Regions from separate parts of the Homo sapiens genome. Here region 1 is linked to region 2. Evidence: read pairs that join two places in POLR2A ChIA-PET (ENCODE). Cell type or tissue: HepG2. All regions are shown on one strand. Each heading gives the region's core, and the rest is flanking DNA. Links, peaks and the distances in the headings are about the cores only.

What was found. ChIA-PET counts read pairs that join two places held together with the same protein. Peaks named below come from ENCODE experiments on the same cell type or tissue, not always from the same donor. Only the 100,000 strongest peaks of a DNase experiment are listed, where the experiment ranks them.
Region 1: POLR2A ChIA-PET joins it to region 2 with 5 read pairs; 11 of 35 experiments call an interaction of 5 or more read pairs at or near these places.

The regions. Positions count from the first base shown.
Region 1 is chr17:16,242,726-16,250,668 of GRCh38, forward strand. The region is part of intron 2 of PIGL (phosphatidylinositol glycan anchor biosynthesis class L); the gene reads left to right. Among named protein-coding and RNA genes, the nearest start is that of PIGL, 29 kb to the left of the region's middle. In HepG2, for the core only: no CTCF peak of the experiment used is centred there; a DNase peak (open chromatin) is centred at 4,646.
Region 2 is chr17:16,293,474-16,301,416 of GRCh38, forward strand. PIGL (phosphatidylinositol glycan anchor biosynthesis class L) reads left to right here. Exons shown (of 7, transcript NM_004278.4): 3 at 6,415-6,505. Among named protein-coding and RNA genes, the nearest start is that of MIR1288, 15 kb to the left of the region's middle. In HepG2, for the core only: no CTCF peak of the experiment used is centred there; DNase peaks (open chromatin) are centred at 3,748, 4,288, 4,798, 5,088 and 1 weaker place.

The DNA.
Region 1 (7,943 bases), core at 1,732-6,731, 51 kb before region 2:
TCTGTCTCAGCCTCCTGAGTAGCTGAGATTACAGGCATACACCACCATACCCGGCTAATTTTTTGTTTTTTTAGTAAAGATGGGGTTTCACCATGTTGGTCAGGCTGGTCTTGAACTCCTGACCACAAATGGTCCACTTCCCAAAGTGCTGGGATTACAGGCATGAGCCACTGCGCTCAGCCCTGATCCATTTCTTATTTCTTTGAGTGGATTTCCTTAATCTATGTTAAACAAAAAAGGGAAAGCAGGCAACTTTATCCGTATTTATGATTTGATTGACAACATATCCAGTGTTTAACCATTAACTGTGTTGTTACTGGTGTGTGTTTGTTTGTTTGTTTATGAGACGGAGTCTTGCTCTGTTACCCAGGCTGGAATGCAGTGGTGCAATCTTGGCTCACAGCAACCTCCACCTCTCGGGTTCAAGCAATTCTCCTGCCTCAGCCTCCCAAGTAGCTAGGATCACAGGCGTGTGCCACCCACCCAGCTAATTTTTATATTTTTAGTAGAGATAGGGTTTCACCATGTTGGCCAGGCTGGTCTCGAACTGCTGACCTCAGGGGATCCACCTGCCTCGAACTCCCAAAGTGTTGGGATTACAGGCGTGAGCCACCGTTTCTGGCCTGCTGATTATTCTTTATAATATTAGGCATTGGTGGGAATTGATGTTCACTGTATTTGATTTGGGGTGGGGATCCCATTCATTTCAGTATGCTACAAAGAGATGAAGGAAAAAGTTTAGATTTATTCTTGATCTTACTTGCTTCATGGTAAACTACTGGGGTCACCACGGGAGAATTTCTTCTGTTTATACCAGTGGATTTATAGAGCCAGACTGCCCAGACTGAAACCCAAGTTTAAAGTTTTTAATTGCGTAACCTAGGCAAGTTACTGAATTCTGTTCCTAAATTTCTTCCTCCGTAAACCTCGAAAGATACATGGTTTTGAGTTAATTTGTGAAAGGAGTTATGGGTTCCTTTGTTTTCAAAGATGATATCCCACCCTCTTACTCTGTGAGTGTTGTGATTTGTTTTTTCACATTAATATTGTAACCGCCCAAGGGGTTCACCTTGCCCACTGCCTAGACAGAGCCAATTTATCCAGATGGAGAGCTGCAATGGTGAAAGAGTAATTCACGCAGAGCTGCGGGAGACCAGAGTTTTACTGTTACTCAAATCTGTCTCCCTGAGCATTCAGGCAGCAGAGTTTTTAAGCATAATGTGGTGGGTGGGGCGAAGCCAGTGAGCTGATTGGTCAGAGACGAAATCATGGGGAGTCGAAGGTCTCTTCTTGGGCTGAGTCAGTTCCTGGGTGGGGGACTACAAGATCAGATGAGCCAGTTTATTGATCTGGGTGATCCATCAAGTGCAGGGTCTGCAAAATATCTCAAGCACTGATCTTAGCAGTTTAGGGAGGGTTAGAATCTTGTGTCCTCCAGCTGCATGACTCCTAAACCATAATTTATAATCTTGGGCCTAACTCGTTAGTCCTACAAAGGCAATCTAGTCCCCAGGCAAGGAGGTCTGCTTTGGGAAAGGGCTGTTACCGTCTTTGTTTAAACTATGATCTATAAATTAAGTTTCTCCCAAAGTTAGTTCATCCTATGCCCAGGAATGAACAAGGACAGCTTGGAGGTTAGAAGCAAGATGGAGTCAGTTAAGTTAGATCTCTTTCACTGTCTCAGTCATAATTTTGCAAAGGCAATTTCAATATTAGTAATCGTGTTTTTTCTCAGGCACTCCATTTGCACAATGTCCTGCCTGTGCAGTGTCTGCTTTGGCCCAGTAATGCAAATGTTTTCGGGGACAAATCTGTTTTGGAGATCTTGGTTATTAAGATCTTTACTCTGATAGAAAGCAATGTGCATTCAGTACACTCCTCAACTTGGGATGGGGTTACATTTGGATAAACACCTCCTAAGTTGAAGGTATAAAGCGGGGAGTTTTTGGTTTTTGTTTTTTGCTTTTGAGACAGGGTCTCACTCTGTCACCCAGGTTAGAGTGCAGTGGCAGGATCATGGCTTACTGCAGCCTCCACCTCCCGGGCTCAAGTGACCCTCCTGCCTCAGTCTCCCGAGTAGCTGGGACTACAGGCACACGTCACCACATCTAGCTAATTTTTTTGGTAATTATTTTAGAGACAGGGTTTTGCCACGTTGCATAGGCTGGTTTTGAGCTCCTGAGCTCAAGCAACCCACCCACCTCAGCCTTCCAAAGTGCTGGGATTACAGGTGTGAGCCATCACACCCAGACTAGAGTGTGTTTTTTGTTGTTCTTGTTTTTTTGAGACGGAGTTTCGCTCTTGTTGCCCAGGCTGGAGTGTAATGGTGCAATCTCGGCTCACTGCAACCTCCACCTCCTGGATTCAAGCAATTTTCCTGCCTCAGCCTCCCAGGAAGCTAGGATTACAGGTGCCCACCACCACGCCCAGCTAATTTTTGTATTTTTAGTAGAGACGAGGTTTCACCACATTGGCCAGGATGGTCTCAATCTCTTGACCTCGTGATCCACCCGCCTCGGCCTCTCAAGAAGCTGGGATTACAGGCGCCTGCCACTATGCCCAGCTAAATTTTTGTATTTTTAGTAGAGACGGGATTTTGCCGTGTTGGCCAGGCTGGTCTTGAAGTCCTGAACTCAGATGATCCACCTGCCTCGGCCTTCCAAAGTGCTGGGATTACAAGCATGAGCCACTACACCCGGCCTAGAGTGTGTTTTTTACTTATGATATTTTCAGTTTAGGATGGGTTTATTGGGACGTAGCCAGATTGTAAGCCAGGGAGTATATATATATATATATATTTGAGACGGAGTCTTGCTCTATCGCCAGGCTGGAGTGCAGTGGCTAATTTTTTGTATTTTTAGTAGAGACGGGGTTTCACCATGTTGGGCAGGATGGTCTCGATCTCTTGACCTCATGATCTGCCCGCCTCAGCCCTCCAAAATGCTGAGATTACAGGTGTGAGCCACTATGCCTGGCCTATATATATATACACACATATATATATACACACACACATATATATACACACACATATATATATACATACACACACACATATATATATATATACACACACACACATATATATATATATATTTTTTTTTGAGACGGAGTCTCGGAGTCTCCCTCTGTCACCCAGGCTGGAGTGCAGTGGCACAATCTCAGCTCGCTTCAAGCTCTGCCTCCTGGGTTCACACCATTCTCCCACCTCAGCCTCCCAAGTAGCTGGGACTACAGGCACCCGCCACCTTGACCAGCTATTTTTATTTTTGTGTTTTTAGTAGAGACGGGGTTTCACCATGTTAGCCAGGATGGTCTTGATCTACTGACCTTGTGATCCACCCGCCTCGGCCTCCCAAAGTGCTGGGATTACAGGCGTGAGCCACTGCGCCCGGTCATGGCACCTATATTTTTTATATATCACATGAAGACCATGTAGCTTCAGCATCACTCCCCTACTCGTGAAATGCTATAGTAGAGGGATAGTAAGCCTATTAAAAGTAAGTACTTCAGGCCGGGTGCGGTGGCTCACACCTGTAATCCCAGCACTTTGGGAGGCAGGTGGATCACGAGGTCAAGAGATCGAGACCATCCTGGCCAACACGGTGAAACCCCGTCTCTACTAAAAATACAAAAATTAGCTGGGCATGGTGGTGCACACCTGTAGTCCCAGCTACTTGGGAGGCTGACGCAGGAGAATCGCTTGAACCCGGGAAGCGGAGGTTGCACTGAGCCGAGATTGCACCACTGCACTCTAGCCTGGCAACAGAGTGAGACTCCGTCTCAAAAAAAAAAAGTAAATACTTAAAGAAGCCAGTTTGAAGATTCAAGAAAAATGCATCTTAGTCTGCTTGGGCTCCCTTAACAAAATACCGTAGACAGTGTGGCTTAAACAATAGAAATTTATTTTCCCACATTTCTGCAGGCTAGAAGTCCAGATCAAGGTCTTTTTTTTTTTTTTTTTTTTTTTTGAGACGGAGTCTCGCTCTGTCGCCCAGGCCGGACTGCGGACTGCAGTGGCGCAATCTCGGCTCACTGCAAGCTCTGCTTCCCGGGTTCACGCCATTCTCCTGCCTCAGCCTCCCGAGTAGCTGGGACTACAGGCGCCCGCCACCGCGCCCGGCTAATTTTTTTTGTATTTTTTTAGTAGAGACGGGGTTTCACCTTGTTAGCCAGGATGGTCTCGATCTCCTGACCTCATGATCCACCCGCCTCGGCCTCCCAAAGTGCTGGGATTACAGGCGTGAGCCACCGCGCCCGGCCCAGATCAAGGTCTTGCAGGGTCACTTTCTTATGAGGACTCTCTTCCTGGCTTGCAGATGACCTTCTCGCTATGTTCTCACATGCTGGAAAGAGATTCTCTCACTCTCTCCTTCTTCCCTCCCTCTTCTTAAAAGGCTACAAGTTTTATTGGATTAAAGCCCCACTCGTATGACCTCATGTGATCTTAGTTACCTCCTAAAACCCTATCTCAAAATAGTTACAATTAGTGGTTAGGGCTTCAGCACATGAATTTGTTGAGGACACTATTCAGTTCATAGTATTCCATCCCAGACTCCCACATTCATGTCCTTATTTCATGCAAAATACATTCATCCCATCCTAACAGCCTCCAAAGTCTTAACTCATTCCAGCATTAACTCGAAAGTCCAAAGTCTCATCTAAATAGCCTCACCAGCTGTGAACCTGTGAAAACAGACAAGTTATATATTTACAAAATATAAGGAATGGAGAGGCATAGGATAGATATTTTCATTCCAAAAGGGAGAAATGGGTGACAGGCCCCAGGCAAGGCCAAAACCTAGGAAGGTAAACTCCATTAGATCTTGAGGCTTGAGAACAATCCTCTTTGGGCGGATATTCGGCCCTCCAAGCCCTCTGGAGCCTGTGGTGGGAATGGTAGTCCTTCTGATCTCTGGATAACTTTTGAGGTCATTCTTCCCTTTTCTTGAAGGACGACGCATGTTTGCAGCCAGATAGCTCTGTTGTCTGGTCCTGTAGACTCTTAAGTCCAGCAGGCTTCTTTCGTCCCACCCGATTTTTTCTTTCTCCTGGCTGTTATTGAGGTGGTTGATTACATGTGTGGTTCACACCCATGCTAATCACCTCATCAAATGGTTGTTCAGTCACACCAGAGTGCTCTCTTCAGAACAAGCTTTCTCTCTTTTTTTTTTCTTTTGGAGATGGAGTCTCACTCTGTCGCCCAGGCTGGAGTACAGTGGCACGATCTCAGCTCACTGCAACCTCTGCCTCCTGGGTTCAAGCGATTCTCCTGCCTCAGCCTCCCAAGTAGCCGGGATTACAGGCGCGCACCACCACACCTGGCTAATTTTTGTGTTTTTAGTAGAGACGGGGTTTCAGCATGTTGGTCAGGCTGGTCCTGAACTCCTGACCTCGTGATCCACCAGCCTTGGCCTCCCAAAGTGCTGGGATTACAGGCTTGAGCCACTGCGCCCAGCCTCAAGCTTTCTCATTTTTTTACAATATGGACAGGCTGAAAATTTTCCAAAACCTTTACGTTCTGGTTCCTTTTAAACGTAGCAATTTCTTCTTTATCTCTCAACTCTTACATTTTACTATAAACAGTCAAGAGGACCCAGGCCACACCTTCAAAATTTTACTTAGAATTCGCCTCAGCTAAATATCTAATTTCATCCTTCAGAAGTTCTATCTTCCACAAAACACTAGAACACAATACAGGCAGGTTCTTTGCTTCTTTATAATAGTGATCACCTTTTCTCCATTTTCCAATGTCTTATCTCATTTTTCTCTGAGACCCCATCAGAATGGCCTTAAAGACCATATTTCCACTGACATTCTGTTCATGATTGTTTATGTATTCTCTGAGAAGATGGAGGTTTTCTCTCCAGTCTCCTTTTCCTTTCCTGAGTCCTCACCAGAATCACCTTTAATGTCCATATTTCTACCAACCATTCCTTCCTGGCAGTCTAGGATTTTTCTAGCATTCACCTCAAAACTCCTCCAACCTCTACCCATTATCTAGTTCCAAAGCCACTTGCACATTTTTATGTATCTGTTACTTCACAGTACTAAAATCTGTCTTAGTCAGCTTGGGCTGCCAAAACAAAATACCATAGACTGGGTGGCTTAAACAACACAAATTTATTTTCTCAGAGTCCTGCAGACTAGAAGTCCCAGATCAAGGTCTGGCAGGGTTGGTTTCTGGTAAGGGTCCTCAGCCTGACTTGCACATGGCTGCCTTCTCACTGTGCCTCATGTGGTGGAGGGACAGAGGGAGACAGATCTCTTCCTTTTCTTATAGCACCACCAGTTCTATCAGATTAGGGCCCCACATTTATGGATTTATATAACCTCAATTGCAGTAGTCCTCCCTTATCCACAGTTTTGCTTTCTGTGGTTTCGGTTACCTGCAGTCAACTGTGGTCTAAAAATATTAAATGGAAATTCCAGAAATAAACAATTTATACATTTAAAATGTACACCATTCTGGCTGGGCACAGTGCACTCACGCCTGTAATCCCAGCAATTTGGGAGGCCGAGGCAGGTGGATCACCTGAGGTCAGGAGTTCAAGACCAGCCTGGTCAACATGGTGAAACCCTGTCTCTACTAAAAATACAAAAATTAGCTGGGCATGGTGGCGCACGCCTGTAGTCCCAGCTACTCGGGAGGCTGAGACACAAGAATCGCTTGAATCTGGTAGGAAACAAGTTGCAGTGAGCCAAGATCATGCCGTCACACTCCAGCCTGGGCAACAGAGCGACACAAAGACAAGAACAAAAACAAAACAAAACAAAACAAATAGGATTATAGATATATGAGAGGGGATTTATTAGGGGAGTTGGCCCGTGATTATGGAGGCTGAGAAGTCCCACAACAGGCCATCTGCAAGCTGGATGCCAGAAGTATGGCTCAGTCCAAGGCCGAGGGCCTGAGAAACAAGCAGGCCACTGGTATAAGCCCTAGAATCTAAAAGCCAAAGAGTCTGGAGTTCTGATGTCCAAAGACAGGAGAAGAAGAATGTATCCCAGCTTCAGGAGAGAGGAAATCACCTTTTTGCTCCATGTGGGTCCCCCACTGATTGTATTGTGCCTACCTACATTGATGGCATGTCTTCCCCTGTCAGTTCCCTGAATCACAGGCCAGTATCCTCTGGAAACCCCCTCATAAAAATGCCCAGAAATAATCCTTTACCAGTTCTCTAGATAATCCTTAATCCAGTCAAGTTGATACCTAAATTATTATTATTTTTGTGTGTGTGATGGAGTTTCACTCTTGTTGCCCAGGCTGGAGTGCAGTGACATGATTTTGGCTCACTGCAACCTCCACCTCTTGGATTCAAATGATTCTGCTGCCTCAGCCTCCCAAGTCGCTGGGATTACCGACATATGCCACCATGTCCGGCTAATTTTTGTATTTTTAGTAGAGTCAGGGTTTCCCCATGTTGGTCAGGCTGGTCTCGAACTCCTGACCTCAGGTGATCCACCTGCCTCCTTTGTCTTGCGAAGTGCTGGGATTACAGGCATGAGCCACCATGCCTGGCTGATACTTAAAATTAACCAGCACACTTACTGTGTCTAATTTATAAATTAAACTTCATCATAGTTAACATGTGTATAAGAAAAAACATAGTATATATAGGGTTCAGTACCATCTGCTATTTCAGGTATCCACTGGGGATCTTGGAACATATCATCCACAGGTAAAAGGAGGCTGCTGTACCTCCTAAAAACCTGCCTCCAAATACAGTCACATTTTGGGTTTAGGGCTTCAACCTAACATGAATTTGGAGGGATCACAGTTTAATCCATAGCAACACGCAACAGTCAGTCTTTCAGCCTCTCATCTCCTAACCCAGAAAAAGCAGAGCTTTGGAATCTTACTTTAGATTATTTAGATAAGTCAAAGAGAAGAATGAAGAGGAAGAAGAGAAAGAGAAGTTTTATAGAGGACCTGTACTCGT
Region 2 (7,943 bases), core at 1,807-6,806:
GCCGAGATCGCACCACTGCACTCCAGCCTGGGTGACAGAAGGAGACTCCGTCTCAAAAAAGAAAAAAAAATTGCAATCTTTCAAACATCTTGCTTACATGCATCAGCCCCCAGTGGCTGGTATAATTCCCTTTGGTTCATCCAAATATAGAGTACTTCTGTCAAGCAACTAGTGCTTGTTAAACCCCCTAACACACTTCCTTGCATAGGGTAGAAGCACAATTACTTATTGTTTATTTATTTTAAAAAATTGTTCATTGACTTGAGTTGTACCATGTACCACCTAAGAAATAGAAGAATAAGGCACAGGCCTAGTCTTATATTTTAAGTTTAGCTAAAGAGACACACAAAACAACAGAAAATAATAGAATACTATTCAAATCAGGTACGAAGTGGGGTAGTCTAAGCTATAGTTGGTAGAGGAGTTCAGTGAAGGTTTCTAAATACAAGGAAGGTGTGTAGTAAAGAATTTGGCCTTGTCCAATGAGAGATCTGGTCTCTCATTGGCTTTTGGGAGGTTATCTGTGTCATACCTGATAGCAGTGTCTTTGCTCTGTGAGGGAAGCTCACTTGGAGAAAGGCTCACAGGAACAGGTGTTGCTCCACGCCTTTCTTTTAGTGGCTCCACCCCCTGATAGTGGGTGAGATCAATCATTTGCTTATGACACAGTCCTAGACTTAAGAGTTGGAAGGACTCTCAGGCAGTCATCAGGTGCATCCCAGAATTATTTTATCTTTACTGATGATGCAGCTCCTGCCAGGTCACATGGAAAGCAGGGGAGCTAGAACTCGGGTTCTGTGTCATCCTACCCCATGTTCTCTCTGCCACATCACATTGCCTGCTCGTGACACTGGACCACTGTAATCATGGACGGTACTCTGTCCCTGAGCTTCTGGGGTGAAACTGGCTATTAACCCTTGCCATGTCTCCCTTCCCTGAGCCTTGAATCCTGCTTGCCCTGTGGTGCCCCCATGTCCCCCAGTACGGTTCTCCCCGCTGCCCTCTATAACCAAGCACCTGGCAGGTTATTGCTTTTCCATAAAGCTGGAAAACTCTTAGACAGTGAGAGGCAGGTGGCCAGACTGCTGCTGTCCTTTGAAGGTTTAGGGCCAAGACTGAGCAGCAATTGAAAGTATCCATTGAACACCTGCTGTGAGTAAGACATCGCCTCTATCTTAAGCCTTTGCTCTATTCCAATGGAAACTACAGTTTCCAGGCTCCCATGTCCATTGGCTTCTGGAGGGGTTTGACCAGTAGATGGCAATGATGGATGACTAGGAGGTAGCAGAGGGAAGAACCAGGTATTTCCCCCATCCTCCACCCTAAGTGGCATGTCCATCAGCAGGTTGGTGTTTTCCCTGACATCTAGCTAGTTCTCCTGACATCTAGTTCCCACCACTGCTCCCCTTCCATGGCTCTGCTGTCCCCTATCTTAGAGGTGGTGGTGCCCTTCTGCTGTGGCCAGTCTCTGCGTTGTTTCACTGTTTCCTGTTTGGCCTCTCAGCTCTTCCCATACAGTGGGTAAACAGGTCTCTATATTAAATTCCTTCTGAAATACCTGGTGGTCTCCATTTTCTTGGTTAGACCTTGACTGATTAATGGCTCATGTAACATCCGTCCATCGGGGGACTTATGATAGGTTGGAGAGTCAAGAATTAAATATATGCAGCCTGTAATCCCAGCACTTTGGGAGGCTGAGGCGGGCGGATCATCTGAGGTCAGGAGTTCTAGACCAGCCTGGCCAACATGGTGAAACCCTGTCTGTACTGAAAATACAAAAACTAGCCAGGCATGGTGGCGCACGCCTGTAATCCCGATTACTGACAGGCTGAGGCAGGAGAATCGCTTGAACCCAGGTGGCGGAGGTTGCAGTGAGCTGAGATCATGCCACTGCACTCCAACCTAGGTGACAGAGCAAGACTCCGTCTCAAAAAAAAAAAAAAAAGTATATATATATATGTATGTAAAATACTAGTAAAATAAAATGTAGAGATTCCATACATGTACTAAAAATCACTGAGTTATTAGCTGGGCTTGGTGGCTCACACCTGTAATCTCAGCTACTTGGGAGGCTGAGGTGGGAGGATCACTTGAGCCTGGAAGTCAAGGCTCCAGTGAGCTGTGATTGTACCACCGCATTCCAGCCTGGGTGACAGAGCAAGACTCTGTCTCAAAAAAATAAATTATCAGCCAGGTGTGGTGGCTCACGCCTGTACTCCCAGCACTTTGGGAGGCCAAGGTGGGTGGATCACGAGGTCAGGAGTTTGAGACCAGCCTGGCCAATATGGTGAAACCCTGTCTCTACTAAAAATACAAAATTAGCTGGGCATGGTGGCACATGCCTGTAATCCCAGCTACTCGGGAAGCTGAGGCAAGAGAATCACTTGAACCGGGGAGGCAGAGGTTGCAGTGAGCTAGGATGGTGCCATTGCATTCCAGCCTAGGCAACAAGACCGAAACACCATCTCAAAAATAAATAAATAAAATAAAATATTCAGGAGAAAAAATGAAAAATGAAGAGTGAGTAGATTAGACTAGTGATCTCCAAACATTTTTATCACACTCCCCTAATGGCAAGAAACAACATTTGAGCTTGCACCTCCATATTTATGTACTTATTTATTCAAACTGTGTACATGTTAAACCCTGTTGGTATATGATGCCTTATAAAATAGCTACAAAATATAAATGTAAACAGAAAAACAGGTAAATAGAAGTCCTGGTGATTCATTGCTTTACCTCAATGAGTCATCTTACACATCTCCTGTGGTGCCTACCCCACTTTGAAATCATAAACCGCTTGTAGAAGTGGCCATCAAAGAGCTCTGCAAGGGACTGCAAGAAAGAAGGACTGGGGGCCAGGTGCAGTGGCTCACACCTGTAATCCCAGCACTTTGGGAGACTGAGGTGGGCGGATCACAAGGTCAGGAGTTTGAGACCAGCCTGGCCAATATGGTGAAACCCCGTCTTTACTAAAAATACAAAAATTAGCTGAGCATGGTGGCAGGTGTCTGTAGTCCCAGCTACTGGGGAGGCTGAGGCAGGAGAATCCCTTGAACCTGGGAGGCGGAGGTTGCAGTGAGCTGAGATTGCTCCACTGCACTCCAGCCTGGGCAACAGAGTGAGACTCCATCTCAAAAAAAAAAAAGAAAAAAGAAAGAAAGACTGGGGAGTTCTTTCTTTTTTTTTTAAAGGAGGGTTTAAATTAGGCTAATGCAGCAATAACAGCCACACTTTTGATGTTTACACATTTCTTTACAGTTCTTGAAGTCTCGCTCTGTTGCCCAGGCTGGAGTGCAGTGGCACGGTCTCGGCTGACTGCAAGCTCCACCTCCCAGGTTCACACCACTCTCCTGCCTCAGCCTCCCAAGTAGCTGGGACTACAGGCGCCCGCCACCACGCCCGGCTAATTTTTTTTTTGTATTTTTAGTAGAGATGGGGTTTCACCGTGTTAGCCAGGATGGTCTCAATCTCCTGACCTCGTGATCCGCCCGCCTCGGCCTCCCAAAGTGCTGGGATTACAGGCGTGAGCCACCGTTCCGGCCCTTTTTACAGTTCTTAAATGCTTTCTGACCTGTGTTATCTCATTGACTCTTTCAAATAATGAGAAAGGAAGTGAATCAAAATAGGAGATAGATTGGGGAAAACTTGAACGTGTGACCAAGAGGAGTTTGGACTTGATCATAAAAGTAATGATGCTTTATCAGATGTGTCACATCACAGAGCAGATATTTACAGTCCAAAGTCCCTCCCTAAATGATTGGCCTCACCCACAATGACTGGGTGGAGCCACCGAAAGAAAGGCATGGAGCAACACTTCTTCCTGCATCGCCCCTCAAAAGAGCAGATCCCAGTTCTCTGAAGATAAATGGAAGGCAGCCATGAACTTCCCCCTCTTTGAGGTTTATCTTTCAGCACCTTAGCACCTCAGAACAACAGAGAATTAGTAGGCTTAGCCTACTATCCTCCTATCCTTTCTCTCGTGTGCTAAAGTTCCATACAATATTACTGGTGTATTCCCTCTCCAAAATGATGCCTTAATACATTTATGTGAACCTCTCAGCCAGGAGTATGTATGTAGCTATTGTCATTCCAAGACATTTTCTCTGTTCCCATTGTCCATTTCTCCTTCAGCTGCGTGAGCTCAGGGGCTTATGTTTTACACACTATATTCAGCTCCATTTCCAGGAAACAAAACTGAACTTTGTCCTGATCCCGCTTTATCCCTTTCTCCTGATCCTGTCCCTCACCTGCTGAGCTGTCTGTCCTGCTCACTGCAGGAGCACTATGAGAACCACGTGGAGTGGCCGACAGGATAGGGCTTTGAAAAGTACAAAGCTGCCCTCTGTAGAAAACACCCTAAAGCAGAGGTTCCCAACCCCCAGGCTGCAGACCAGTACAGGTCCGTGGCCTGTTAGGAACCAGGCAGCACAGCAGGAGGTGAGTGACGGGCAAGCAAGCATTACTGCCTGAGCTCTGCCTCCTGTCAGATCAGCAGTGGAATTAGATTCTCATAGGACTGCAAACCTTATTTTGAACTCCGCGTGCGAGGGATCTAGGTTGCACGCCCCTATGAGGATCTAATGCCCCCCACCCCTGTCCATGGAAAAACTATCTTCCATGAAACTGGTCCCTGGTGCCAGAAAGGTTGGGGACCACTGCCATAAGGGGTTGGCAGATGAACCAGCTGAAGCAAAGGAAACAATTACATTATTTATTGCTGAGGCTCATGTTGTTTTTGTGCTGAAAAACCTCCAGTGACTCTCCTTTGCCCAAAGTCCGAAAGGGGGCCAGTTAATGACCTTTGTCCATAGGGAGGTGATAACAGCCTGCCTGGTAGGGAGCAGAGCCCATGTCCTCTCAGTAGCATTATGGGTGTTGCTGTAGGACCTGACCCAAAGAGAGATAGGTATCAGTTTATAAGATTATGAATAATATTTTCAAAAAAGGGGGCCAAGATGAGGCCTTAGTCTCATATCAGGTGACACCATAGATCAAAGCACAGAAAAGAGACAGGAAGGATTTCAGCAGGTTGGAGAAGGAGATAGGCCTGTGATGTGGCCAGGTGGAGACACAGATAAGTTGAAGTTTATTCTGGTAAAGACCTTTGTACCTGACATGCAGCAAGTCCCAGTCCTGATGGAGGGAGGATGTAGCCAGCTCCCTAGTGCTAAAGCATTTTGGCTTTGCAGGCAAAAACCTGCATTCAAAATCTAACTATAACAGCCTTGCAAACAAGCTACTTAACTTCATCGGTAAAGGCTCTGTCAAAGGCCAGGTGCAGTGGCTCACGCCTGTAATCCCAGCACTTTGGGAGGCTGAGGTGGGCAGATCACCTGAGGTCAGGAGTTCAAGACCAGCCTGGCCAACTTGGTGACACCCTGTCTCTACTAAAAATACAAAAATTAGCTGGGTGTGGTGGCGGGTGCCTGTAATCCCAGCTACTTGGGAGGCTGAGCAGGAGAACCATTCGAACCCAGGAGATGGAGGTTACAGTGAGCTGAGATCATGCCATTACATTCCAGCCTGGGTGACAGAGCGAGACTCTGACTCGGGAAAAATACATAAATAAATAAATACAAAAATTAGCTGGGTGTGGTGGCACGTACCTGTAATCCCAGCTACTCAGGAGACTGAGGTGGGAGAATTGCTTGAACCCGGGAGGTGGAGGTTGCGGTGAGCCGAGATTGTGCCACTGTACTCCAGCCTAGGCGACAGAGCAGTAATCCCAGCACTTTGGGAGGCCAAGGTTGGGCCAATCACCTGAGGTCAGGAGTTCAAGACCAGGCTGGCCAACATGGCGAAACCCCATCTCTACTAAAAATACAAAAATTAGCTGGGCGTGGTGGTGGGTGCCTGTAATCCCAGCTACTCAGGAGGCTGAGGCAGGAACCCCGGAGGCAAAGGTTGTAGTGAGCCGAGATCTCACCATTGCACTCCAGCCTGGGTGACAGAGGGAGACTCCATCTCAAAAAGAAAAAAACAAAACAAAACAAAAAAAACCTCTGTCAAAAGATGTTCATGAGGTTAATGAAGTAACATATCTTTGTACTTTTTATTAAAGTACTATTACTAATATTCTCATAAAGTGCATATCATCATGCCTTGTGCTCAAGTTCATTTTTAACACATTTGTCTCCCCAACTTGTGGACAGAGCCTTGTCTCATTGATGTTGTTTCTTACCCTCAGCAACAAGCATAAAGCTCCAAAAGTGTGTTGTGTGGAATTATGCATTAATTTCTAGTTGTTTCATGTTTGTAAATCTCACCTTAACTGAAATCTGCTGAAGCTTAAGGGCAGGGACCCTTACCCCCAATGTAACTATCATAAAACTGGGCATGCACCTACTGGAGCTTAGGGAGAAGGTTGTGCCTGATTAGAAAAGGTGTTCAAGTTGTGCTTCTCTCTTGTAGGGATTTCCCAGATGACCCAGGCATGCAGTGGGACACAGAGCACGTGGCCAGAGTCCTCCTTCAGCACATAGAAGTGAATGGCATCAATCTGGTAAGGGGGCAGCTCCCTGAATGGAAAACCTGAGGTCTTGGTCCCATTCACACCAGGTGGTTTCTGTAATTTTTTCTGTGGCCACCCTCCCACTTCCAGTCCTTCTCCAGGGCCACTCTCTAAGGAGGCCAGAACTTCCAATGCTCACCATTAAACCTACTGAAGAACAAACACACCTTTTGATATCTTTACGATCTTGTGTGAGACTGAATAACTAAATTATCAGTGCTCAGATAGAGGCAGAAGTTTTTTCTAAACTGTGTCCTCCTTAACACCCTCAAGCCCCCGCCTTTGTCCTGCCATCTAAAAATTCAGGTCCCCCAGAGCCTGCCCAGTGATTCTCATTTATACAGAACTTGACCTCACCTTTTACCAAGCATTTTCACAGAGTATCATTTTAACTTTAAAAGTAAAATTTGTGACTGGGTGTGGTGGCTCATGCCTGTAATCCCAGCACATCGGGAGGCCGAGTTGGACGGATCACCTGAAGTCAGGAGTTCCAGACCAGCCTGGCCAGCATGGTGAAACCCCATCTCTATTAAAAATACAAAAATTAGCCGGGCGTGGTGGCATGTGCCTGTATCCCAGCTACTTGGGAGGCTGAGGCTCGAGAATCGCTTGAACTTGGGAGGCAGAGGTTGCAATGCGCAAAGATTGTGTTACTGCACTCCAGCCTGGGTGGCAGAGTGAGACTCTGTCTCAGAAAAAAAAAAAAAAAGTAAAATTATCAGTTTACATTGAAGAAACTGAGGTTTTGCAGAGGCCAAGCAGCTTGTCCAAGGTAAACAAGTGGTGGTGAAGCCAGGATTTTTAAGCATTGATTTCTTCATTCCAAAAAACATGAGAATGCATTCATACCCACTAAGGAAGAAAATTTTTGATGCAATTAGAGCAATAGCAGAGATTTGTATTTACTGCAATGGTGGACAAGCCTAGCAACACCAGTCTCAGCTCTTCTAGGATCAGCAGGACTGCTTAGCCCATAGTCAATTTTAAAGCTGCCAAGGAGGCTTACTGTCTACCACTCAAAAAATATATAATAATCCTTCATGAGGTAATATCTAAAATTCCACATTTAAAGCCTCACCATTTGGCTTAAGTTTTGATTAAGTTCTCATGAAAACATGAATCCTGCTGGCAGAGAAACATATTAGGCTTTTTTTTTTAATTTTTTTTTTTTAAGACACAGGTTCTCCCTCTGTTGCCCAAGCTGGAGTGCAGTGGCTGCCTCAGCCTCCCAAGTAGCTAGAACTATAGGCACATGCCATCATGTCTGGCTAATTTCTTTTTTCTTTTTTTTTTCTGAGACAGAGTTTCCCTCCATCGCCCAGGCTGGAGTGCAGTGGCGGGATCTCGGCTCACTGCAACCTCCGCCTCCCGGGTTCAAGTGATTCTCCTGCCTCAGCCTCCTGAGTAGCTGGGACTACAGACACGTGCC